3 separate regions of the Homo sapiens genome follow, and regions 2 and 3 are each linked to region 1. A link is a loop called in an ENCODE intact Hi-C map of the cell type or tissue named here. Cell type or tissue: endothelial cell of umbilical vein. All regions are shown on one strand. Each heading gives the region's core, and the rest is flanking DNA. Links, peaks and the distances in the headings are about the cores only.

The links. A loop is a pair of places that touch in the nucleus more often than their neighbours do. Peaks named below come from ENCODE experiments on the same cell type or tissue, not always from the same donor. Only the 100,000 strongest peaks of a DNase experiment are listed, where the experiment ranks them.
Region 2: it touches region 1 in a loop (5-fold over the local background); 4 of 110 quality-filtered maps call a loop at or near these places.
Region 3: it touches region 1 in a loop (6-fold over the local background); 4 of 110 quality-filtered maps call a loop at or near these places.

Annotation. Positions count from the first base shown.
Region 1 is chr3:29,320,633-29,328,963 of GRCh38, reverse strand. All of the region lies in intron 1 of RBMS3 (RNA binding motif single stranded interacting protein 3), which reads right to left. Among named protein-coding and RNA genes, the nearest start is that of RBMS3, 44 kb to the right of the region's middle. In endothelial cell of umbilical vein, for the core only: no CTCF peak of the experiment used is centred there; a DNase peak (open chromatin) is centred at 4,453; H3K4me3 peaks cover 261 bases; H3K27ac peaks cover 1,897 bases.
Region 2 is chr3:29,510,069-29,518,399 of GRCh38, reverse strand. All of the region lies in intron 3 of RBMS3 (RNA binding motif single stranded interacting protein 3), which reads right to left. Among named protein-coding and RNA genes, the nearest start is that of RBMS3-AS2, 130 kb to the left of the region's middle. RefSeq lists an enhancer at 2,497-3,114. In endothelial cell of umbilical vein, for the core only: no CTCF peak of the experiment used is centred there; DNase peaks (open chromatin) are centred at 2,849, 5,079 and 5,569; H3K4me3 peaks cover 855 bases; H3K27ac peaks cover 3,055 bases.
Region 3 is chr3:29,521,894-29,530,224 of GRCh38, reverse strand. The region is part of intron 3 of RBMS3 (RNA binding motif single stranded interacting protein 3); the gene reads right to left. Among named protein-coding and RNA genes, the nearest start is that of RBMS3-AS2, 120 kb to the left of the region's middle. In endothelial cell of umbilical vein, for the core only: no CTCF peak of the experiment used is centred there; a DNase peak (open chromatin) is centred at 4,774; H3K27ac peaks cover 1,616 bases.

The DNA of each region.
Region 1 (8,331 bases), core at 2,491-6,490:
AAATGAGTGTTTTCACATCTGAACACTCTTTCATGTTTCAAAAATATTTACTCAGTGACTAGTATGTGCAAAACATTATACTTGGAATTAATAATCCAATAGGGAGTTGAAGACTGCCCTCAGCTTTATAGGGCTTTTGGATTAATAGGGAAGGAAGACTAATAAAAATAAACACGTAAACAAATGTGAATTTGAAGGTTTGCCAAGTAAGCAGTGCTCTGAGCACCTTTATGAGAGATCTAACCCAATGGAGGTCAGGGAAGCCTTGCATAGGAAGGAAGACCTGAGCTCTCATTAGAAGGAAAAATAAAAGTTAACTAAGTGAAGAAAAGAGAGAACAATTTTCTAGGCCATGAAAAGACTAGCAACATTAACTACCAATAAATTTACCTGGAGGTTGAGGGAAAAGAGGACATATTCCAAAGTTCTTATTAAATCATCTAACTATTTCATGGAACCGTGGAAAGCAACAGACCAACACTAATTCTGGGATGAAGGGTTGGGTGGGTGGTAGGGATGGTGGAATTGAAAGAAACTGTGTAATACCAATGTCCTTTTTGTCGTTTCATTCCACAAGCTTTAAAATTTCATTTCAGTTTATTCACATTTACAGAAAACATATCTACCACTTCTAACACATAACGAAACAGATAATTGTTCTCACAGACTTTTCATTTCAGTATTTAAAGTCATGCTCACCATTATATATTCTTGTGCTCAATAGAAAATTTTCTAAATTTTAAAATCTAATGTACAATAAGCCAAGAATGTTATAGTACTAGTAAACTATTTAAACGTGCCACGTTGTTTAAATGGAGAGGCACTCTGCAAACAGTTGAAGGAAGTGAACTGCATGGTGCCATTAGCAAGACATAATGATGTTATAATAGACTAAATCAGAGTAAGTGCCACCTAAGTGGGCAAAATGCTAAATAATGCGAATTTCTCTTCTTTCTTTGGTCATAGATAACAATCATTTACTGATAAAAGAAAAAGGAAGGCACCCAACAACTAAGATGCCAGAGACTAAGATCACTTTATTTCATCCTCAAAAAATTCTAGCATTCTACCTGCCTCACTCTGACGTGATCGATAATAGCTCCTTGGTGTTAATCTTGATGAACTGAAATGGCAATAGTGAGTTACATATAAATACAAGCTTTTATTAGGACCTAGGAAACAGGGCATGCGATCCTTGGAAGACATGATGGCTAAAATACTCCCTTACAGTAAAACTCACTGCAACTCTATGTGCCACTCAGTAATGTGTCTGTGCAATACACAAGAACACACACCATCAAATCATTCTCATTTTATGATGAGTATTTACTCCAAAGTTATAACTTAATATTTTCAACAAATACACAAGTCCAACTCAGCTAGACTAGGCTATTAAGCTATTATATTTCCAGATTAGAAGAAAATAATGATAATAGTGATAATATTAAGTAACAGAAGGAGGAGGAAAAGGAGGAAGGGAGAAGTAGGAAGAGAAAACTGTCATTTATCCTCCACTCCAAATTTGCGGGCATTTTTTGGAGAACACTCTGTCTATCACATAGAGGTAGCCTTAACTTTTACAATTAAATATAAACATAAGACTTCAAAGCAACAGGAACAATCACGATTTTTTCAGGCATAATTTACAAAAAGACAGCACAATTCTTAGTAGCATATTGCCTTAATCATCATCAAAATAAACACTAATATGAAGCAAAGGAGATAAAGAGAACCTGGTGGAATACATTCAAAACTAAATCATGTCCTTATGGCAAATAATGAACAAATTAGAGACTGCTTTGTACTTTCAATTTTCATGTCCTTAATGTAAAGGCATTTCTTTCCCCACTCCCAAAACCTTCCTTAACATTAGTCTCCTACCTTTTTTAAAAAGGATTTTTAAAATACTTCCTTCCATATACAAAAGGATTCTAGGCCGGGTGTGGTGGCTCACGCCTGTAATCCCAGCACTTTGGGAGGCCAGTGCGGGCAGATCATGAGGTCAGGAGATCGAGACCATCCTGGCCAACACGGTGAAACCCCGTCTCTGCTAAAAATACAAAAAATTAGCTGGGCGTGGTGGTGCACGTCTGTAGTCCCAGCTACTTGTGAGACTGAGGCAGGAGAATCGCTGGAACCCAGGAGGTGGAGGTTGCAGTGAGGTGAGATTGCGCCACTGCACTCCAGCCTGGCGACACAGCGAGACTCTGTCTCGAAAAAAAAAAAAAAAGGATGCCAGTAGTAAGACTGAAGCATTACTCAATAAACCAATATTTACTAATCACAAAACTCTATACCAAACACTGAGCTCAGTACGAGGGAATACAAGGATAACCAAGACCTTCATCTGTGCTGCCAATCACTCAGAAGGTAGTGAGGAAGGTAGGTAGCCACATAAACAAATATCTGGAATAGGTCCTAATGACTAGATTTATAATAGGGGTAATTACATAGGACCATGGAAACATAAATAAGCAAGAGATTAATTGTGGATAGTTGGGAATCAGAACTACAGAGAGAACACTTATTTGTGTAAAACCTTTAAATGGTAATAAGAGGCTTGCAAGACATAGAAGGTGGAGAAGCTCATTTTAATAAACAGAAAGTAATTAGCAAAGCCATGGAGACTTATTGGGGATCATAATTTGGGGAAAGAACAGGTTTAGAGAGTTTATGGAAAGATCAGTGGGTGGAGGTAAGAATGAGGATGAATTGCATGCTTTCCAAGGAGTTTAGTCCATATATATTATGTAGCCAGTGAGAAGACATGGGATGCACTTAGTAAAAAGAAACAGGAGTCAAACTGCATTGTAGAAAGATAAATTTGGTGGCAATGAAGACATTAGACCTGCAAGGAAAGCCTGAGATTCAGAATGACTTCTTAGGAAAAAAACACCATAATCTCAGTGGTAGATTATGACAGTTTAATCTACAGTCAAGTGTAAAGTTAATAAAGCAAGGATGGAAAGGTGATTCAGGATTGCCACACTTCATAGTCCTATCCAGGTGACCTGGGGAAATTAATGAAATATGACTCCAAAAGTTTCTATAGCACAGGAGAAGAATGAAGTTAAAGAGAGTAATAGCCCAGGCAACCTGATGATAGATTTTTGATGCCTCAACTTAAGACAAGGAAAGATTAGGCCAATAGTATGAAATTGCCAATATTTGAAATGGTTTTTTAGTAAAAAATGACAATTTTACATAATTTAAGCCATAGATAGCTAATATTCTAGAAGAACACCTGTGAGTTTGGATAACTATACCAGTCATGTCAAATTTATACATATGTGTGTGTATGTGTGTGTGTGTGTGTGTATGTGTATATATATACATACATATATACACACATATATATACACACACGTATATATATACATACACACATGTATATATATACATACACACATATATACACACATGTATATACATACATACACACACACACATATATATATATATGCATTTAATGGGATAGTTTTCTTTCAACTGAATCTTACATTGGCTTCCCAGGTTTACATTATTATATTTCACTTTTTGGATGGATAATATATTAACACACTTTTGAAAGTTAATAAATACAAAACGGTATAACGATAAAATCTCCCTTTCTACTATTCCTCAGCCCATCTATCCTTGACACCCAGGAATAGTTTCCTACACAAATTTTTTGGTGTTTACTAAGAGCAATAAAATGTAAAATATAATCTTATTTCCCACCACCGCCTTTTTTCACAAACGAAATATAAAATACAAATGTTCTGCACTATGTCTTTTTTTCACTTCACAAAATATTTTGGAGATACTTACAACTTAATACATAGAGTGTTTCCTGATTCTTTTCTACAGTTACAGAGAGTTCTGTTTTACAGACATGCCATAGTTTATTCAATTTGTCCCCTATTAATGGACATTCAAGTTGTTTCCAATATTCTCTTGTTACAAAGAATGCAGCAATTCATTATTATATGCATGTATTCTTTCATCTGTGTGCAAATACGATAAAGCTCCATTAACTGGGATCTAGTTTTCATAACAGAAATGACATGAAATTAGAAAAAAAAATAACAGTGGGGAAAAGGAAAACAAAGGGAATAATGAGAGTAAAGGAAGAGGAGAGGAAGGAGAGAAGAAAAGGCAGATAGGCAGGCAGGCTGGAAAGAATACTAGGTAAGCAAAGAGAAAGAAGGAAAGAGAAAAAGAAAAAGGAGAGAAGGAAAGAATTAGGAGAGAAAGCTCTTGTCTTCTTTAGGATATTAGGAGGGAAGTGATTAAACTTTAGTGCAGGAGATTGTAAGGGCTTAATGGAAGGGCACAGGGGAAACATCTTGGAGCTCTACAATGCTGGGAGAGCATAACAAGGAAGTGACTCTTCCTGTTCAAACAATCCTACCCACTCCAGCAGGACAGAAGAAATAAATTCCACGGCCAAACATGCAGCACAGAAAGACCCAGGACATGGCCGTTCCAGGTTACGTAGCAAGCCAGTCATCCAGGCGGAGGCCACGTGTTTTGAAAGAGAACCAATTACATGAGAAGACCTGGCTCTTGAGGCAAATGTTAATCATATTAGCCCAAACTGTGCATAATCCATAAATAGCTATGAGGCTTGAACAATAAGAAGCTCACAAGAGCAGTACAAACAGAAAGGAACCAAAAAAGAAACTGAAAAAGGAAAGAAGAACCTAGACCAGACCAGAATACTGTGCCTCTTCCCTCAGCCACAGTGACTGCTGGTTCTAACTGGGTCCTTCCTGAGGAAAATGAAAGGTTGAAGTCAGTGTTCATGACTTACTTTATAGAAGTGCATTTAAGTTCATTGCACAGTAAAATCTGTGTTATTCCCACTCCAGTGAATTCCTTTGTCCTTTTAATAAAGTCCAGAGTTAAAAATAAAAACAAAATAAAAAAAATCTAGGTATGTTAAAGAAAGTAATTTAGCTTGCAGTGAATTTTTTTTTTTTTTTCAGAGTGGGCAAATCCAAGAAAATAGGACCCATTTGAGAGCCCTGTTTGAACAAGGGTAATATCTGAATCGGTGTGTTATTTTATTGGCTTTATCAGTGTTTTCCAAAAATCCCTACAGTGGCATAAAGTCTTAAAAAGCTTAGTTCATGCCAAAAATTGCGTACAAGCTTAAATAAAAATCATGGGGGAAATAAGAAGGGGTGTGAATTATATGAAGAGATACTAAATTATTGATTTTTAAAATTGCATCTAGAATTCAGTCCAAGGGGTGTGTGTGTGTGTGTGTGTGTGTGTGTGTGTGTGTATGTGTGTGTGTAACTGTATGTGTCCAATATCAGAAGGAATACACATTTCAGAAGAGAAGACAGAGGGGTGTCAAGAGCACCACAGACATATTACATATGGCTTCTGATGTTTGTTTCTTTCTACTGTTAATTTTACTATGTGTGCTGGAGTTAAACCTGCATTTTTAGGCCATATAAAGATCAAAATAATATAAATAACATAGATTTAAATTTCAGCATTTTCTAGTTACCCTAGTTACAAGTTTGCCAAATTATTAAATCAGCTCTGTCCAAAAATTCAAAAGATAACAGTAATAATACGACCTAGTTTACGGCTTTGTTTCTTTACTATGGTGGTTGTAGATAATTCTGCAACTAGTATAAATTCTATTGTTATTACCCAAAAAAATCAACTTTGTGTGAAAAAATAAGCTAAAGTACATACCTGATGTTACTTCAAAAAATAACATATAAAACATAAAAATAATTTATGTCTGTTACTTTGTCAACTGTGTATGTGTTTGTCTCTGTACATAAAATTTGATATCAGAGCAGCACCTTCAAAGGTGGAGATTACACCAGTGACAATGTGTCTGAGCTTCAGTCTTTCTTGACTTCTTGATTTGCTCTTGACATTAACAGCACCAACTTCTACTTGGTTGTGATGGATGAGAGGATGAGACTAGAATTTTATGGTCTCCATGGTGATGCCAAGTTGCGTTCTTGGCACACTGTATGCCCTTAAATAACACTTATTAGATGGATGGATGACTTCTAGCAAGAAAGGTCAAAAGCATAATCTTCAAAAAATAGGCTGCCCTAGAGTTCTAAGCAGCCCTTCGAATTCTCCATACTATTCATTGAACGGCTAAGAGGTGCTACCCTCTTGGACTTGAGTAGCTAAAGAGCTTCTGTCAATCATTTATAAACCCTCTCCTTGTCTTGAGGTTTAAATACCTTCTAAAGCCCATGAAAATTAACTCCAAGGAACCATCCACAAATCCTTTGCATATAGTGAGGTTTTCTTATATGCCATCTTTCCTGAAATAGAAAGACCAGTGTCTGGAGTATGGCCATTTTTTTTTTTCGTATGTGAAAACTAATTAGCATGGCAACTGACTTGATCTGGACTAGGTACTTTAAAAGAACTGTAATCAAGACTAGCAGGACTAAGATTTTATGATTTTTAACTCATAAAATGTACACTTTATTTTCACCAGATCTATTTGAATGTTAGAGGATGAGGATTTTAATCATGTCTACAGCATGTGGAGGATTACATTAGGTGATATAGGCCCCAGAATATTATTGTATTTTAAGGCATCCAAAGTGATTATAAATTCATGTATGGATAGGTAAATAAACACAAACTCCGGATAAATTAAAAACAAACACAAAAAAAACACAGACAACATTTTTACTAGATTATGAACTCCTTAATTTCTCGTATCCGTAGTTCCTCCTATGATGTCTGGCTTTTCATGGGGATACAGTAAATGTTGGTTGACTCAAATAAGCCAGACGGTAGAAAAGAAGAAAATGAAGAAAGAAAACAAATGGGAAGGACGGAAATGAAAAAAAAATAAAAGAGAGGAAGAGCCCTTCATAGATGGAGCATCCTTTAGAAAACTGTATATAGCCCTAAGCTCAGTGCCTGGCAAAACCATTGTTATTTCTTTTTCTACAATTTTATCACGTATTCTTGTACAGTCTCATTATTAAGGGCATGATTGGGATCCATTATAATATCTAATTTTGAAAAATCATTGAATTAAATAACACACTAAACATGCTTTTTCTTCTTAAAAGGAAACCATTTAGAGCCGCTTAGTTTTTACTGAGTGAGCATGCACAGCACTCAGAGAGGACGAGTGTGCCCATAACTCAGGACTTCAGTAGTTACCGCCCTCAGCTGAATATCTCCAGCCAGCTTGGTGGCTTTGACCTTCACAGATGTACAAATTGCTTTCATTTTTGGTCTTGTAATTTATTATTTGGATTGATGAAGGAGCTCTTGTTAAAATGCAAGAAGTATATGGAACACTGCTATTGAGAATAAAATTGGTGTTCATCTTACACAGAACATTAAAATGACCCTAGTATTTCACAGGGAATTGCAAGAGGAAAAACTACGTATGTACATATTTGAGTCTTCATGTAAGCAAAATATAACAAGTGGAGAAAGCTCACAACATGAGTTTCTTTCTTATCTCATCCTTTAGAAACAACTCAGGAAAATTATAGAATTTAGCCACATAATATGCATTGCAATCTGATATCTTTGTGGGTTCAAATTATTGTTCTATTTTCAGATATTTTATAAGTTGCTTACAAACTTAACTTTGAAGTAACTGAATAGAGCACAACATTTGTTAAATGGAAAACAGTAAAAATGTGTCGTATTTTATTTTTCACCAGGTAATAATGTCAAAATGATTAGTTTTTTTCATTTCTAAGGAAGTTGCTGGGATTACATATTTCAATGAAAGGGACTAATATATCATAAAAGTTTGGAAAACCCATGTCTAGTACAATAAAACACTTAAAGCAAGGTAATTATGTATAGGTTATTCAGGTTATAAGTGAAAGAAAGAGTTCTATGAGATTCTATCTTAAGGTTCCTGCCCTATGAACTGAGCAGGTGATGTATGGGTCATTTGGTACGTTCATTGGCTAAGTATATGATATCTTAACTCAATGTATTCCTCAAAACTCGCTGTTTTGCATGACACAGGAATAAAGTTTAAAGATTTTCCCCAAACTTTTTTTTTTTTTACATTCACAAATCTTAAAAACAGAGTACTGGAGCCATGGCTCATATTTTGTCCTCTCTGACTTCAAAGTTTATTCTTTTAAATATGACACATTATATTTAACTGACCTTTCTATTAAGGAGTATTTTTATCTGCATTTCTGTACCTCTTAATAGCCCTCCACTTCAAAAAAGGGCCACAGTTATTTATTCAAATTCTTAATAACTAAAAATAATAGCTTTTTTATAATACATCTCTTATGACTCCAAGCTGCCTGAATAGCAAAGTTATGAGTTTGCTAATAAATAACTAACATAAAATAGAAA
Region 2 (8,331 bases), core at 2,650-6,649, 190 kb before region 1:
TTACTGACTAAAACAAGAAATAGAAGCATTAGTTTTGTACCCAATGCCATGACATGATAACTCATAAAATAACAACTGTTCTATCTATAAGTTTCCAAAAGACATTAATTTCTAAGTGGGTATAGGCCCACAGAAGGAGGGTGGATATTGGTTTAGTATTTCTCCAAATTTAACCACAAACAGTTGCAGTTCTTGACAGTAATACAGGTGCTAGCTACACCCAATAACCTGTGCTTAGTACAGTATCAGGCACCTAATGGTCACTCAGTATATACCCATGTGCATGTGAATGAATGCCCTGCTCTCAGAAAGAGATAAGAGGTAAGGATTATCTAAAAAATGTAGGCATTGTGAGTTACTCTTACTTATGCACAACAGGCCTACTTTTTGCCTTTTTAGCTACCCTAAGATAAGACAGTTTTACAAAAGCTACAAGAATGATTATTTAGGGGGAAGAAAAAGGTTATAAAGAATTTCTGAGGAACAGGAAATAAAATAGAAAATTCAGTGACTTCACTTAGAACTTTACTCACAGTATGTACCCATTTCCTTGACATTTTTTTCCCACAACTACAATTTTTGTCTTTCAATAGGTTTTTGATCTGCCTTGACTTCTATATGATTTCTTCTCTTAACTTATTGAAAACATCTTCTGTAAGATAAAACAGCTAACAAAAACCCAGTATTCCCCCTAGGTCTAGAAAATCATACTGTCCAATAGAAATAGTGGACAGTAGCAGTAGACAACTGTCTCTGCAAGAATATGAGATCATGTAGGGCCGGGCGCGGTGGCTCACGCCTGTAATCCCAGCACTTCGGGAGGCCGAGGAAGGCGGATCACGAGGTCAGGAGATCGAAACCATCCTGGCTAACAAGGTGAAATCCCGTCTCTACTAAAAATACAAAACAATTAGCCTGGCGTGGTGGCAGGCACCTGTAGTCCTGAATACTAGGAAGGCTAAGGCAGGAGAATGGCGTAAACCTGGGAGGTGGAGCTTGCAGTGAGCCAAGATTGCGCCACTGTACTCCAGCCTGGGCAACAGAGCGAGACTCTGTTTCAAAAAAAAAACAAAAAAAAAATATATATATATACACACACACACACACACACACACACACACACACACATATATGAAATCACCTCACATACACAGATGAGAATTTCATGTTTTTCTTTTCTTTTTTTAGAGACATGGTCTCGCTGTGTCGCCCAGGCTGGAGTGCAGTGACGCAACCAAAACGCTCTGCAGCCTTGACTTCCTGGGCTCAGGTCACCCTCCCATCTCAGCCTCCTGGGTAGCTGGGCGACAGACACGTGCCACCATACCCAGATAATTTTTTGGTATTTTTAGTAGAGATCGGTTTCACTATGTTGCCCAGGCTGTTCTCGGACTTTTGGGCTCAAGTGATCCACCTGCCTCAACCTCCCAAATTGCTGGAATTACAGGATTGCACCACCATACCTGGCTAGAAGTTCATGTTTTAATGCATTTATTGTTTCAACATGTACTGAACACTAATGATAACCTAATTGCTAACTCAACATCTCCTTTCATTCTTAAATCTTCTAAGGTATTTGATACTGTTGAGCATTTCATTTTAAAAATATTACTCCTAATTTTTGTGATATTGCTCCCCTTTCTCTGATATTTTCAGCTTGCTCTTGAAAAGTTCCTCTCCTTGGCCAGGTGTGGTAGCTCATGCCTATAATCCCAACACTTTAGGAGGCTGACGTGGTAGGATAGCTTGGGGCCAGGAATTAGACACAAGCCTGGGCAACACAGTGAGACCTTCTTAGGCATGGTGGCATGCACCTGTGTTCCCTGCTATTCAGGAGGCTAAAGTGGGATGTCTTGGCTACAGTAAGCCATCATTGTACCACTGCACTCCAGCCTGGGCAACAGAGTGAGACTCTGTCTCAAAAAACAAAACAAAACCAAAAAACAAAAACAAACAAAAAAAAACTTCCTCTCCATAGTCTTCAGGCTTTATGCCACTCTATGTGTTTTCTTAGTGATTTCATCAACTTCTGTGGTTTAGATTATTCTGACACTCAGATCGTCATCTCCTGACCTCTAGGCCTGTTTATATCAACTTACCAAATTTTTCATCGGATGTCCTAGAAATACATCAAACTCAATATATCTTGAATCACATGTATTATTTTATTGGTAAAAACTGATCTTACTTGATTCTCCACACCTCGGCTAAAACGATCATCACAGATGCAGTTGCCAAAGTCAGAAACAACAGTATCTTCCTTGATCAATCCCCTTCCCAGCCTGCCTCATCTTATTGGTCCCCATGTCTTCCTGATTCTCATTCCTAAATCCTGTCCCCACTTTATCTTTTGTACCCTTAAAGTCCCTGGTCCATGTCCTCTTCAACTCTCACATAAACAATTCCAATATCAATTTTGACGGAATTCTCTTCCCTACCGGCATTCTGTTTTGGCATGTGCCTAGGTATAAAAACTACTATTTCCAACATCATTTGGGTATTAAGAACCCACGACCATGTTACAGTTTGGGGCCAATTATAAAAGCACAAAGCTTTTGAACAAGGACACACTCAGCTGGCACTTGTCTTTTGCCCTTTAGCCTTCCTGGTCTTCCTGCATGTACTGCAAATGTAATGCTAAAGTGGACTAGCTCTCTGCAACCACAAGGCAAAGGCAGGAAGTGAAAGGTACACACCAAGTGCTGAGTGTCTAGATGGAGTCACCCTACTGCTCTGGATTGCTTACCTTCAGTCTCCTTCTTATGCGGTGTGAAAAACAGTTTAAGTCAGTGTTTAGTCATTCTTTCTATTATTAGCACATGAATGCAAGAGAAAGGATACATCCTTCCAGCCTGTCTTCCTGCATCTAGCTTTCTTCCTTCTTTGTCATTCCAAATTCTTTGCCAGAATCGACTTTCCAAAATATTACTCTGGCCATATTATTTCTTCTGCCTATAAACCTCTCCTTGGTTTCCATTGCCTTTATAACAAGCTCTTTACCCTAGCCTTGATGCAAGACCCTTCACCATAAGACGAGCTTGCATTCAGATTATATCACTTACTGTTTCCTTATGCAAGCACTGCACTTTGAAGACATCAGAAAATGTCATGCACTTCAACAACTTTCTGCCATTTCCATGCTCTTTCCTTTTCCAGGTAAATCTTTTCCTGCTATCCCTGCTAGATAAACTTACATTCATTTTGGAGAGCAAAGCTCAAATACTACCTTCCTCCTGCAGCTTTCACCTAAGCCTTTTCCAAACTTAAGGTCGATTTGACCACTTCCTCATTCTTTCTAAGAGCATGTTATTTACAGCACTACTGCATAGTACTTAAGAGCATATATTTGGGAACTTCCTGGACTCTATCAGGCTCTGTGACTTTGGAAGCTGATTGATCTTGAACATAGTGGCTCATTACCCTCATCTGTGAAATGCTGGTAACGTTGACATCTACCTCGAAGGGCCTCTGTAGGATTAAATAAGACATCTGGAGTTATTAGAAGAAAATCTGACATGCATAAAGTACTCACTGACAGTTAGGTATTATTTTTAGCTATTATCCTCATATTATTATATATATGCCTATCATATATACATATATATGCCTATCATATATATATATGCCTATCGTATATATGCTTATATATATATGCCTATCATATATATATGCTTATCATATACACATATATATGCCTATCATATATATGTATGCCTATCATATATATATATATATATATATATATATATGTGCCTATCACACATATATATATGCACCTATCTCTCCTCCCCTTGAGCATTTGGGGATAAATCGCTTCCTTTTTCTTATCCTCAGTGTCAATCACAGTGTTTTTCCAAAAGTACATGTTTGACAAATGTTGGATCAAATCACATTAGATTGAGCAACTCGTATGTGTAAATCCCATTCAGTGCTAAATGTCAGGTTACTAAAGTTCATTTTAATATGTGTTGCAGATGTTAAATGAGAAAACTACTACCAATCCCCATCCAACCCAAATCATTCTTGTCAAGAAAGCTTTTGAGATAGAGGAGCGACTACCTCTAAGGAAGTCTGAGTAGCTTTAGGTTGCCAAACATGGTGAGAGAGCATTCTGCCACATAAATTCCCCAGAGACGAATATAGGGAAGTACTAAAAATTTTAGAAGAATGGAGAATTGTGTCATTGCTACATCCTTAACAATGTTTAATTCAGACAACAGTCCCTGATTTTTTAAAGTGTGTAATAATCCCTTCCTTACATACTCTATGTTTTACCAATCTATTATATGCTTCCTATTCTAGGCTACTTCACGTTTAAATATAAATCAGTGCCTTCAAACATGCCAGGCACTGTGTTAGGCACAAGGAATAGAAAGATTAATAAGATTCTCCAGCCTGGGTAGAGAAAGCAAGGGCAGAGAATGCTTTAGAGAGTTATGAATATGATTCTATTTCCCCAGGGCATGATTGTGTCAAAGGAAGTCAGGAGTGTTGAATTTTGAGACCACATCCAACATTTTATTCATCTCAGCTATGGAAAAGCTAGGCAAGAAGGAAAGTATAGAATGAAATTAGGAAAGGAAAAGAACACATTTTTATAAGCTTGACTGTGGCCCAACAATATTTTTTTTCAAATAGAAGGCAACAGAAATGGGCAAAATATGTGGTGTCTCGCAAAGACAAATTTTACAGGCACCCTGCATACTTCTCACAAACTCTGTGTCCTCCTCCCAAATGAAATTATTATATATATAGATCATTCTAAAAGAACTGAAGAATCCTGGCAGGGTAATTAATGAATGACAGATCAGTCACCCATGTGAAAAAATAAAATGTGGCAAGAAATTATGGCTTTGTCAAGAACTTTGAGGTTTTTAAACTGAAAGCAATTTGTACAGTGACTATTGTGACCATACAACTTCCTAATCTCAGTTCCCATAAAGTCTGGGTGGGGGCCAGTTGGAATGGTTCATCTCAGTTGCAGAGATATCGTTCACAGAGGAAATAAAAGGATTTTAAACACTGGAGTCATTTCCTTTGGTTCTCAGGTCTTTGGTTAGTGATATCTTCGGCTCAATTCCTGCAGCCTAGCTTAGAAAAATAACGAAATCTGTTCCCTGAAAGGTTTTCCAATCAAACAAGTACAGTTTTCAACTCAAAACATTTAAGTCCAATAAAAGATTTTCCTTTGCCAGAGGGTTCTAGGAAGACTAACACCTTTCTAAGGTTCAGACTGCTCTCTAACAAGTTACATAAAAATCCGCCACCAGTGTAAATGTCAAATGCGAAAGGATGTGTTCAGGAGAGAGACCTATATAATCAAATCTCTAGCTGCTCCTTTGGAACTGCTGCTGAGGGGTCTTGCTGAAAATAATAGGGCCCTTTTATGACACATAGCACAAATGGTAATAGCAAGTTACCTCTCAAGTGGAACCTAAGAACTCTGGAATGGTTACCTGAATGTGGTGAGAGCAGACAAGCAGCGCTTTCCAAATATATCCTTCAGCTAAGGACTTTTGGAACTGCTGCAAGATTATAAAGAAAGGATAGATTGTTGGAATTTTCCTCTGCTCATATATATGCATTCTAAATGCCAAGGTTGGAAGCCCAGTGCACACAGTATTGTTCACATGCCACAGAATTTGAAATATTAGACAGCCTTTGTCCCAGATTGATCTACAAGGAACAGGAAGTATTATGGCTGTACCACCGCCGCTTTTTGTTTGGTGTGGGTTATTTCGTTTTTATTTTCCCTGAAAAGTCCTTAGTAGTAATCCTCAAGTCTTTGGGTCAGTTTCTTGATGAAAAGAAAGTCATAAAGTAGGATGGATCAAATATCAAATGGAAAATATAAATAAATAGAATTATGTTTATATCCTGATATCAAATCTTAAAGTTTTAAGACTTTTTAAATTACTTATTCCAGATATATTTGTGAATACTTATAAATCTTAATTATTAAATTAAAGAAGGATTAATGCAACATTTATAATCTCTAGATAATAATTTAATTCTAACTAATGTCAGATGAATCAAAATTTGTTCATTGCACTTATCACATGCTGCAGCTAAATGATAAATTACTGTTTTTAAAACCTTTTTCAAATGCCTAAATCCAACATTTAGAAATCTTTGATATATTTATTTAGAATTAAATTAGTATAAAAATGACAGAGCAGTCCTCTGCTTGGTAAATAATCCTGACTAACTGATGAAAAATAAGGAAGACCACCTTTTCATTGTGCAGACTTTCCCATTTTTTCTTTCTCTTGACTCTTATTTTTAGTAAATCTGAATAAAGAGTCAGAAATGATAAGGAAAAGGAGGCTTTTACTAAATGTGTCAGAAACACCTAGTGTTTCTGAAACCAGAAAAGGGAAAAAATATTAGTACCATAACATAAGATTTTAATTGCATGCAAATTTAAACCAAATGTTACTGGGAACGCTTGCCTTTTACTTTCTAACTTCTTCTCTCCAGGGAATTCCAAACCCAGGAGCACAGTGTTAACAAAGTGGCTCTGAATATGAACAGAAATGAAATTTCTGTTTTCAGTTAGTCTTGTGATACATATGCTTTCATTTTTTTCCCAAGACACAATTGGATCCTTCAACTTTAAAGTCATAATGTGAAAATCCCATTTTTGTTATTATTCTTATAAATGGTGAAGTGGTTGAGTAATATTCTCCAAATAAAGGCAAAAGGGGTGTTATTCTTTATGTATGATGGTCCTATGAGTAGGGTCCATAATTTTAATTATTTGTGCTGATTCAAACTCTTTTGCCTGGCTCCCCTTTATTTCCAACAGCAGACATTGGCAGTGTTGGGCTAAATATAAAGTTGAGGTCTTTTGACATGAGTTAGAATCAGTAGACCCAACATCGTGACTCACAGAGGCACCAACAAATACCATGGAAAAGTAAAACTAGTTCTCCACATGTTATATACTGAATATTAAAGTGACACAAAACACCCACGCACAGAACTAGTTTTATGCTATCGCCTGTTCATATACCTTATTAGGATCACTGTTAAATTTGAGAATCACACTTATTTTTAGAAATTTGGTTTAAAATAACCTTTTTTATTTATTTTATTTTATTTGAGATGAAGTCTCTCTCCGTCGCCCAGGCTGGAGTGCAGTGGTGCGATCTCAGCTCACTGTAACCTCTGCTCCTGGGTTCAAGTGATTCTCCCGCCTCAGCCTCCCAAGTAGCTGGGATTACAGGTGCATGCCGCCATGTCCCACTAATTTTTTGTATTTTTAGTAGAGGCAGAGTTTCACCATGTTAGCCAATAGGTCTTGATCTCCTCACCTAGTGATCCACCCACCTTGGCCTCCCAAAGTGTTGGGATTACAGGCGTGAGCCACCACGCCCGGCCAAAATTAACTTTTTATTTTAATCAGTTCTCATGGCATCTGTTGAAAGATTTTCTCCTTTATCACTAACCAAAAGGAAACTCAAATCTTTTCATAATAAAATATTTGTAAAACATGCAGAATAGATTTTAGCACAGAGTGGGCACACAATAACTTGTAATTTTAAACAAGAGAAATGCATAGCATCTGCTCATATCTTTATAGGAAAAAATAAACAATGCTAACATAACTAAAGCAATGCTGCAAATAGTCAACAATATTACAAATTGAGCATCCCTAATCCAAAAATCTGAAATCCAAAAGCTCTAAAATTTGAAATGTTTTGAGTTGCTTATATGATGCTCAAAATTCATGCTCCAAGAAAATGCTTATTGGAGCATTTTGGGTTTTGAGTTTTTGGATTTGAGATGCTCAATTAGAATGCAAATATTCCATGATTTGAAAAAAAAATCTGAAATCTGAAATACTTCTGGTCTCAAGCATTTCAGAAAAGGGATACTCAACCTGTATCATATGGTACATTATTTGACATAGGCAATAGAAAAGGGACTTTACCAAGAGCTAACCTAGGCAGGGAACCCTCTATAAAGTAAGTAGAATTTAAGTTTGCCTAATAATCTAAGTCAGGTTTAGAATGGAAGAAGAATAATGAGCTGGAGTATGAGCTGAGTAAAGACTGAATGGTGGTATAAGTATAGCGCGTTGGGAGAGTAAAGTGACTGGTCTTCTTGGTGTCAAAGATACATATTAGAACAAGGTGAAAATCACTATGGGTTGATCTATGATATCAGTGCTCTTTAAATCTATACTGAGAAATTCAGACTTGATAAAGAATGAAATAACAAGTCACATACAGGTTTGAAGCAGCCAAATGTTGTGATTAAAGCATTGTTTAAAGAAGCAGTGTATCTGCAAAAGTATGGAGTCCACAGGTACTTAATAAGAAATTG
Region 3 (8,331 bases), core at 2,650-6,649, 200 kb before region 1:
ATAAAAGAGGGTTTGCATTTATTTCTCAGACAAACAGCCTAAAACGGAAAAGGCTCTGGATCCGGCTATACATAGGTCAGCTTAGATGAGTATTGGGGTAAAAAAGGCTTTTGAGGTGTAAGAACAAGTTCCCAGAGTGTGTACGGCAGGGGATGCCTAGCAGAGGGAATGCAAATCTCAAGAGGACAATGAAATATATTGGAATGAAGAAAATATTTACTTACTATCCAATAAAGCATACCATCCACCCTACCTAGAGTATTGGGAAGTGAAATCAATTCTCTGTCTATCCTGTAGTATATCAGTTTTTTTCAGATATTTATTTTCTTCTTCCAATAATTATCCATATGCAGTTATGAAGGGCTACTGGAATTTTACAAACAATGCCATAGATGCCATTAACTTAAAAAATCCCGTAATTTCACCATTGTAATATTTGTGAATTTTGCTTCCAGTTCACAGAATAGAAAATGAAACTTTATCCATTCTTAGATAAAGCACAATTAGGGAATTGATCCTTAGACCTCACCAAAACACTCACATCTATAGTGCTCATGTTGTTTTACTATTTCCCAGTGGAATGGCCTATATGAAAAATTTGAAATGTATTTTATATTTAAAAAAATCAAAATATCTATGGGATATATATACTCTATGTATATCTGAGTTTCTGCTCTCTTTAAAACAGAAAGCTCTTTTTTAGATTTAGATTAAATAAAGTATAAAAAAGACTAAATTCTTCTCACAGAATCATGCGTTTTCAAAAAAGTAAAATTTTATGAATTTATAAAACGTGTATGCAAATTGTGCTCATCTGTTTTTTTTCCTTCTTTCTGTCTCCAAATTTTGCCTCTCTCCATCCCTTTTTGCCCCCATGGCCATAAACTACGTTCATGATAATTCTAGAAGTTATAGACACAATTTGGAAGATTAGATCCTGTTTATGAGAAAACCTCTCAAATATGGTAGGTTTTTGGGTCTTCTATCACAAAGTGCTTATCCCCTTGTCTGAACAGTTACAATAGATCAATAAATACACTCCCATAAGCTCACATTTTTTATACTCATTTTCAATTCTAAAATATGAGCAGCAAATCAATGACAGATTTTATTTTTTCTCGAAGACAACATAAGAGCAAATGACTATTCTGCCACTAAAACAATTTCTAGAAAGCAATTTTCGCTTGGCACAGTGGCTTATGCCTGTAATCCCAGCACTTTGGGAGGCCAAGGTGGGTGGATCACCTTAGGTCAGGAGTTCGAGACCAGCCTGGCCAACACGGTGAAACCCCATCTCTACTAAAAAAGAAAAAAAGAAAAAAAATTAGCTGGGTGTGGTGACACACACCCATAGTCCCAGCTACTCAGGAGGCTGAGGCAGGAGAATCGCTTGAACCTGGGAGGCAGAAGTTACAGTGAGCCGAGATCACGCCATTGCACTCCAGCCTGGGCAACAGGAGTAAAACTCCATCTCAAAATAAAATAATATAAGAAAGCAATTTTTAAATTTTTCAGATGTTTTTCAATATGGTACTCCATCAAAAGTCAGGTTTTAAATCTCTAAACAAAAATACCTAAAGTTAAAAACAAATTCTGGAGTAAGCATAAAATGCTGTAGAAATTACAAGTATAAAATGATCATGAAAATGTAATTGATAATATTCCTAAGGTCAGGAGCATTCTAAGTGACCAACATCTGACATATCAAAGACACTTGAATAATGTGTGCTGATGTGGTTAGTATACATTTTTAGAAGATCTAGTACTACATATAGCACTTAAAGGTATTTGTTAAGCTTGCTTGCATTTGTGGGCCAGGCATAGTGGCTCAAGCCTGTAATCCCAGCACTTTGGTAGGCCAAGGCAGGCAGATCACTTGAGGTCAGGAGTTTGAGACCAGCCTGGTCAACATGGTGAAACCCCATCTCTACGAAAAATATAAAAATTAGCCGGGTGTGGTGGCTGGCGCCTGTAATCCCAGCTATTTGAGAGGCTGAGGAAGGAGAATTGCTTGGACCTGTGAGGCGGAGGTTACAGTGAGCCTAGATCATGCCATTGCACTCCAGCTTGGGTGACAGAGAGAGACCATATCTCAAAAAAAAAAAAAAAAAAAAAATCTTGCTTGCATTTGTGGATGTTTCAACAAGTTTAGCATTTCTTGATCACTTAACCTGATTTGTTTATGCTTCTTTACAATCAATCACCAGTGCAGTGCTTGAGTATTTGAGGGTAAAAAAAATACACTAAGAATTTTTAGATTATATCTGCTATTTCTTTTTATTTTTTATTTTTATTTATTTATTTTTTTATTATACTTTAAGTTCTAGGGTACATGTGCACAATGTGCAGGTTTGTTGCATGTGAACAATGAGAACACTTGGACACAGGAAGGGGAACATCACACACCAGGGCTTGTTGTGGGGTAGGGGGAGGGGGGAGGGATAGCATTATGAGATATACCTAATGTAAATGACAAGTTAATGGGTGCAGCACACCAATGTATCTGCTATTTCTGTGTGAAAAGTCTAATTATAAATCAGGAAGCATTCCTACATTAAATTAAAGTGGTGTTATCAATTGATATTTCTTTGAGTGACATTTTGCCAAATATAAACCAACAGTTAAGAAAAGTGATATAACCTAGGACTTCAGGATGATGGATTTATGCAGAACATGAAAAGTGTACAGCAGACTTTTACATAGAAATTAAGATATGCCTCATACATACTGAGCCCCTGGTTATGGAGTTGCTCAGCAAAAATTCAGGCCCAGATTCACACAAATATCTGAGTTCCGGCCAACTGCTTCCTGATTCTGAAGCTTAATTTAATCATCTTAGTGCAATGCACTAGATCTGAAAAGAATGGCCTAAATTCTACTTTAGGACTTTACTTGTTTACATGGCATTAGGTAGTGAATGTAGCTAATGGAAGTTCAAATTGTAATTCTGTATTTTAGTACTGAAGCTTTAGTACTATTTAGCATAGTTCTCATTTAAGTGGCTACTTTCCATCTTTTTTTTTTTTTTTTTTTTTTTTTTTTTACTCTACCTAACAATCACGTCTGAAACCCTATTGTCACTCGTTGGGTCCTCCTAGATATCATGGCCTGGTAGACACCAAGAGAACGCTTTTAAATATTTCAGAATCAGCACAGTAGATCTCTGTTCTACAATTTTAAATAGCCCCTGCACTTTTTTACAACACATATAATAAACTGACAAGTTGGTAACTAGAGTCCATTAATAAAATAGGAATGGTCACGTTGAAAAGTTTGGAAGCCAGGCAAAGCAGAGAATGGCTGAAAATAAATGCTTAGCATGAAAAGAGATAAAGGGAGGGGTGAGGGAAGAGTAAGCAACAGGCAATGAAAGAGACATGAGAGAGAAAGAGAAAGAGAGGGAGGAATTGGAGGTGAGGAGTTGGGAAACGTTATCTATCTTTAAATATTAGATGGGTCATATTAGACTTATTCCATTTGCTCTAAAGAGATGAAATAAAGACTAAGTGTAGAAATTATAAGTAGGCAGAGTTTAGCTGTCCAGCAAATTTTACACCAGTGGCATCTCTATTATTGGGAGTATTAAAAAGAGGCTCTAAAATCCCTCTCAGAATTGCTTAGAAGACCAGATGTGGGCCAGATCACTGCTTCTCAAACTTTTTTTTTTTTTTTTTTTTTTTTTTTTTTTTTTTTTTTTTTTTTTTGAGATGGAGTCTCGCTCTGTCGTCCAGGCTGGAGTGCAGTGGCGCGATCTCGGCTCACTGAAAGCTCTGCCTCCCGGGTTCACGCCATTCTCCTGCCTCAGCCTCCTGAGTAGCTGGGACTACAGGCACCCACCACCACGCCCGGCTAATTTTTTGTATTTTTTAGTAGAGACGGGGTTTCACCGTGTTAGCCAGGATGTTCTCGATCTCCTGACCTCGTGATCCACCTGCCTCGGCCTCCCAAAGTGCTGGGATTACAGGCGTGAGCCACCGCGCCCGACCCCTGCTTCTCAAACTTTACCTTGCTCGTGAAACAAGAAGGGATCTTATTAAAATTCAGATCTACATCAGCACTTATGGGCTGGAGCCTAAGATTGAGCATTTTCAACAAGCTCCCAGATGATGCCCAGGCTGTCCCTCTATAGACCACATTTTGAGCGGTTAGAGACTCCCTTAAGGTGCCTTCTCACTGGAAATATTAAAGTATTTCCTCAGGTAGGTAGTAGAACAAAAGAAGTGAAGGAAATCACAAGAGTCAGCGACACTACATGCTTAAATTTCATTGATAAAATGGCTAAACCATCCTGTCTTTTTAGAGGCAGAAAATCGCTGGAAAACAACACTTCAGAGATAATAGCATAAGCACTGAGATAATGATACTAAAATGCCCTCAAAGAAAATTGGCAGCAGTTCCAGATTCATACCCAGTGTAGACAACTGTGAGGAGCTTGAAACTGAATGTAACCCCTAATACTGAAATTGAACCCTGCTAGCTAATAGCATGTTCACACAAGCCTGTGTTTAGGGAACAAAGATTGAAGATTGAAGAACTCAATGAGACAAGGATCTGAATATATTGTACTATTGAGCCATAGTGGGAGTGGAATTACAAACCAATACACTGAGCTTTTCTGTGTTCCTATTGACCTTTGGACTCAAGGAAACCCAAAAAGGAAAGAGAACTGGCATCTGAGTTGCATACCATGCTACTTTTAATAAGCTGCAAGATTTGCTGCCCTTGAAAACACTGCTCCCTATTCTGTGCAAACAGCTTGATGGAGGGCCAGCTGAAGGGATGTCACTCGGTCAACAGGAAGTGAGTGTGGACAAAAGGTCCAAGTTTAGGAATGCCTCTCTGGATTTTATTTTGATACAGAGCCTAGTCAAACTTGGTTCTTGTGGCCAGAGCCAGAATAAAAAAATGTGCTCACAGGCTAACCATGGCCTTTTTATTTTTATTTTTTCATTTTTAAAGGCATAGTCCCTAATAACACAATCATATGCAGAACCCAACTAGAAGAAAGCTGGAATACAAGAGAGGGGCATGAATTTCTTAAATGTTCTTTCCCAGTTACATTTAAAATGTTTGTTAATGTTTTTCCTCACTAAAGGAAAAAAAGGTAAATGTATTTCAGATGCTTTACTTTGCTCTCTGTGGCCTGAAGAGGTCTTTTTTCTCTTTCTTTAGAGACAACGTCTTACTCCGCAGCCCAGACTAGAGTGCGGTCCCATGATCATAGCTCACCGCACCCTAGAACTCCTGGGCTCAAGCAATCCTGCCTTAGCCCCCTGAACAACTGGGACCACAGATGCATGCCACCACCATGCCAGCTAATTAAAAAAAATTTTTTTTAGAGACAATGTCTCACTATGTTCTCCTGGCTAGTCCAAAACTGCTAGGCTCAAGCAACCCACCCACCTCAGCCTCCCAAAGTGCTGGGATTACAGCATTAACCACCACACCCAGCCTCTCAAGAGGTCATTTTTTCAGAATGTAGGCTGGTCGTGATGGCTCATGCCTGTAATCCCAGCACTTTGTGAGGCCAAGGAGGGCAGATCACCTGAGCTCAGGAGTTCAAGACCAGCCTGGCCAACATTGCGAAACCCTGCCTCTACTAAAAAAAATAAATAAATAAAATGCAAAAGTTGGCTGGGCGCAGTGGTTCGCACCTGTAATCCCAGCTATTCAGGAGGCTGAGGCAGGAGAATAGCTTGAAACCGGGAGGCGGAGATTGTGGTAAACCGAGATCGCACCACTGCGCTCCAGCCTGGGAGACAGAGCAAAACTCCGTCTCCAAAAAAAAAAAAAAAAAAAAAAAAAAAAATGTAAAGGGAGTCACTCATATCTTCCAGGTTAAAGTGTTTTATGAAATCAGTGTACAGTGTGTACATAAAAAAGCATCATCAGTTCTCAGGCATCATAAGGAAAAGCTGCATTTCCCTCATCACAGCATGATTTCATGTTATGGGGTATTGAGTTTCACTGAAACCTCTGTAAGTTTTGTAGTTAGACAGATACCAGTTCAAATCCCCTTTCTGCGACTTACTGGTTGAGGTATATGAACCTGTTTCTTCATCTTGAAATTTGACATGGTAATAGTTGGAAAAAGAACTGGGTAACAAAAAAGGATACAAAGTAAGTGAATTGGAAAATTTTATCAGGAAGCTCATAGGGTTGTACTGGGCATTTAAAAGAGATTATGGGCTGGGCGCAGGGGCTCATACCCATAATCTCAGCACTTTTGGGAGGCTGAGCTAGAAGGATTGCTTGTGGCCAGGAGTTCAAGACCAGCCTGGGCAACATACGGGGACCTCATCTCTACAAAAAAAAATTTAAAATTAGCCTGGATTTGTGGCAAATTTCTGTAATCCCAGCTACTCAGGAGGCTGAGGTGGGAGGATTGCTTGAGCTGGACAGGTAGAGGCTGCAGTGAGCTATGATTATGTCACTGCACTCCAGCCCGGGCAACAAAGTGAGACCCTGTCTCAACTATTAAAAGGCAAAAAAGAAAAAAAGAGATCATCTATGTAAAACTTTCAAAGTCTAGTAAGCCATCAATAGCAGACTGACAACAGAAAGTAGCTGTTTAAAGACTGCTTGCCTCAATAATATTAAGGCTTCAAGAATCATAACTGGTTCTGTTCCTATCAATGAGAAGTATTTTTTGTTGCAGTATCACTTCCCTAGGTAACATTGGAGATGTCCAATGAAGATATCCAGGAAATAACCCTGGATATTTGACCCTGTGGATGCTGCTTTCCAGACTAAACATTCAGCTATGAAGGTGAAAAAGTATAAAAATGAACAGTCAGACTGGGAGGTAGGATTTTTGAAACATTAAAAACAAAAAAAAAGAACAGTTTGGAAAACACACCCAAGTGACTATAAAAATTTAAGATTCTAAGCAACTACAACATAATATTAAAATTAGAAAATCATTTTGTTCAAACAAGTATTTAATGAGCACCTGCTACGTCGTGCCCACTACTGGGTGCTCAGTGAGTTAGAAAGGTGAAGGAGACAAAAAAATCTTGAGAGGCAGTGGAGGGTAGTGGTTAGGAGAATCGACGCTGAAGCCAGGTAGTCTGGATTTGAATTCAGGTTTTGCTACTAACTGTGTGATATTGAAGAAAATGTTACTGTGCTTCAGTTTCCCCATCTGGAATATTGAGATAATAGTTTTTGTTACTTCACAAGGCTCTTGTAAGATTAATGAGGTTACTATATGAATGACACTCATAGCAGTGCTAGTAGATAATAAGTGACTGTGTGCTCAGCACTACTGTTACACCGACAATGCTGCAAAAGAGAAGTACTAAGTAAGGGTCATGGGAATTCTGCATTCAGAGGACCTCTAAATGACAGCTCCACAAAACAGCACCTCATGTGTGCTGGCCAACTCCCTGTTGGTCTATAGAACCAGTCTCATGCTCTGTATCCTGCAAATCTACCTTTTCCAGACTCCTTTGTCAACTAGATTCCAGTAGGATTGGCCAATGGGTAGTATTGGCAGACGAATAAAAGACTGAAGAAAAGGAGAAGTCAAGGTTTTTCTTTCTCCTACAGTGTTTCCTCCTGGTACCAACTCCCACCTGGCAGCCCTGTCATGGTTCTAGCTTTCATTAGATGGCTCCACCTTCTGACTTAATAGTAACCCCATCTCCTGCCACAATCCTCTAGACCTAGGATTGGTAGCAGCTTCCTGTAACCCCACTTCCTTCCACTATCCCTCGAAACCTAGATATTAGCCTGGTGCAGTGGCTCATGCCTGTAATACCAGCACTGTGGGAGGCAAAGGCGGGCCGATCACCTGAGGTCAGGAGTTTAGGACCAGCCTGGCCAACGTGATAAAACCCCGTCTCTACTAAAATTACAAAAAATTAGCTGGGCATGGTGGTGGGGGCCTGTAATCCCAGCTACTTGGGAGGCTGAGGCAGGAGAATTGCTTGAACCCGGGAGGTGGAGGTTGCAGTGAGCCGAGATCACAGCACTGCACTCCAGCCTGAGTGACAGAGTAAGACTCTGTCTCAAACAAAACAAAACAAAAAACTAGGTGGGCCAGTGTTCCCTGTTATCCTAACCTCTGGATTGCTCCTCTAGACTGTTTAGCTTCTTAGATTTTCCTCTCTGTGCAAACAATCTTCTTCATAAACTGCCTAGATGTGTTTCCATTTTCCTAACTAAACGCTAATTTTATAGCATGCTAGGTCTTGTAAAATGAACTGGATTATGTTAAGATGAAGATAAAGAACATTCCAAACTGACTGCATGGCCAAACCAAATTAAATAACTCATGATCTTAAACTTTCAATGAAGAGGTCAACAGTAGCTATCTTTTAGTAAATA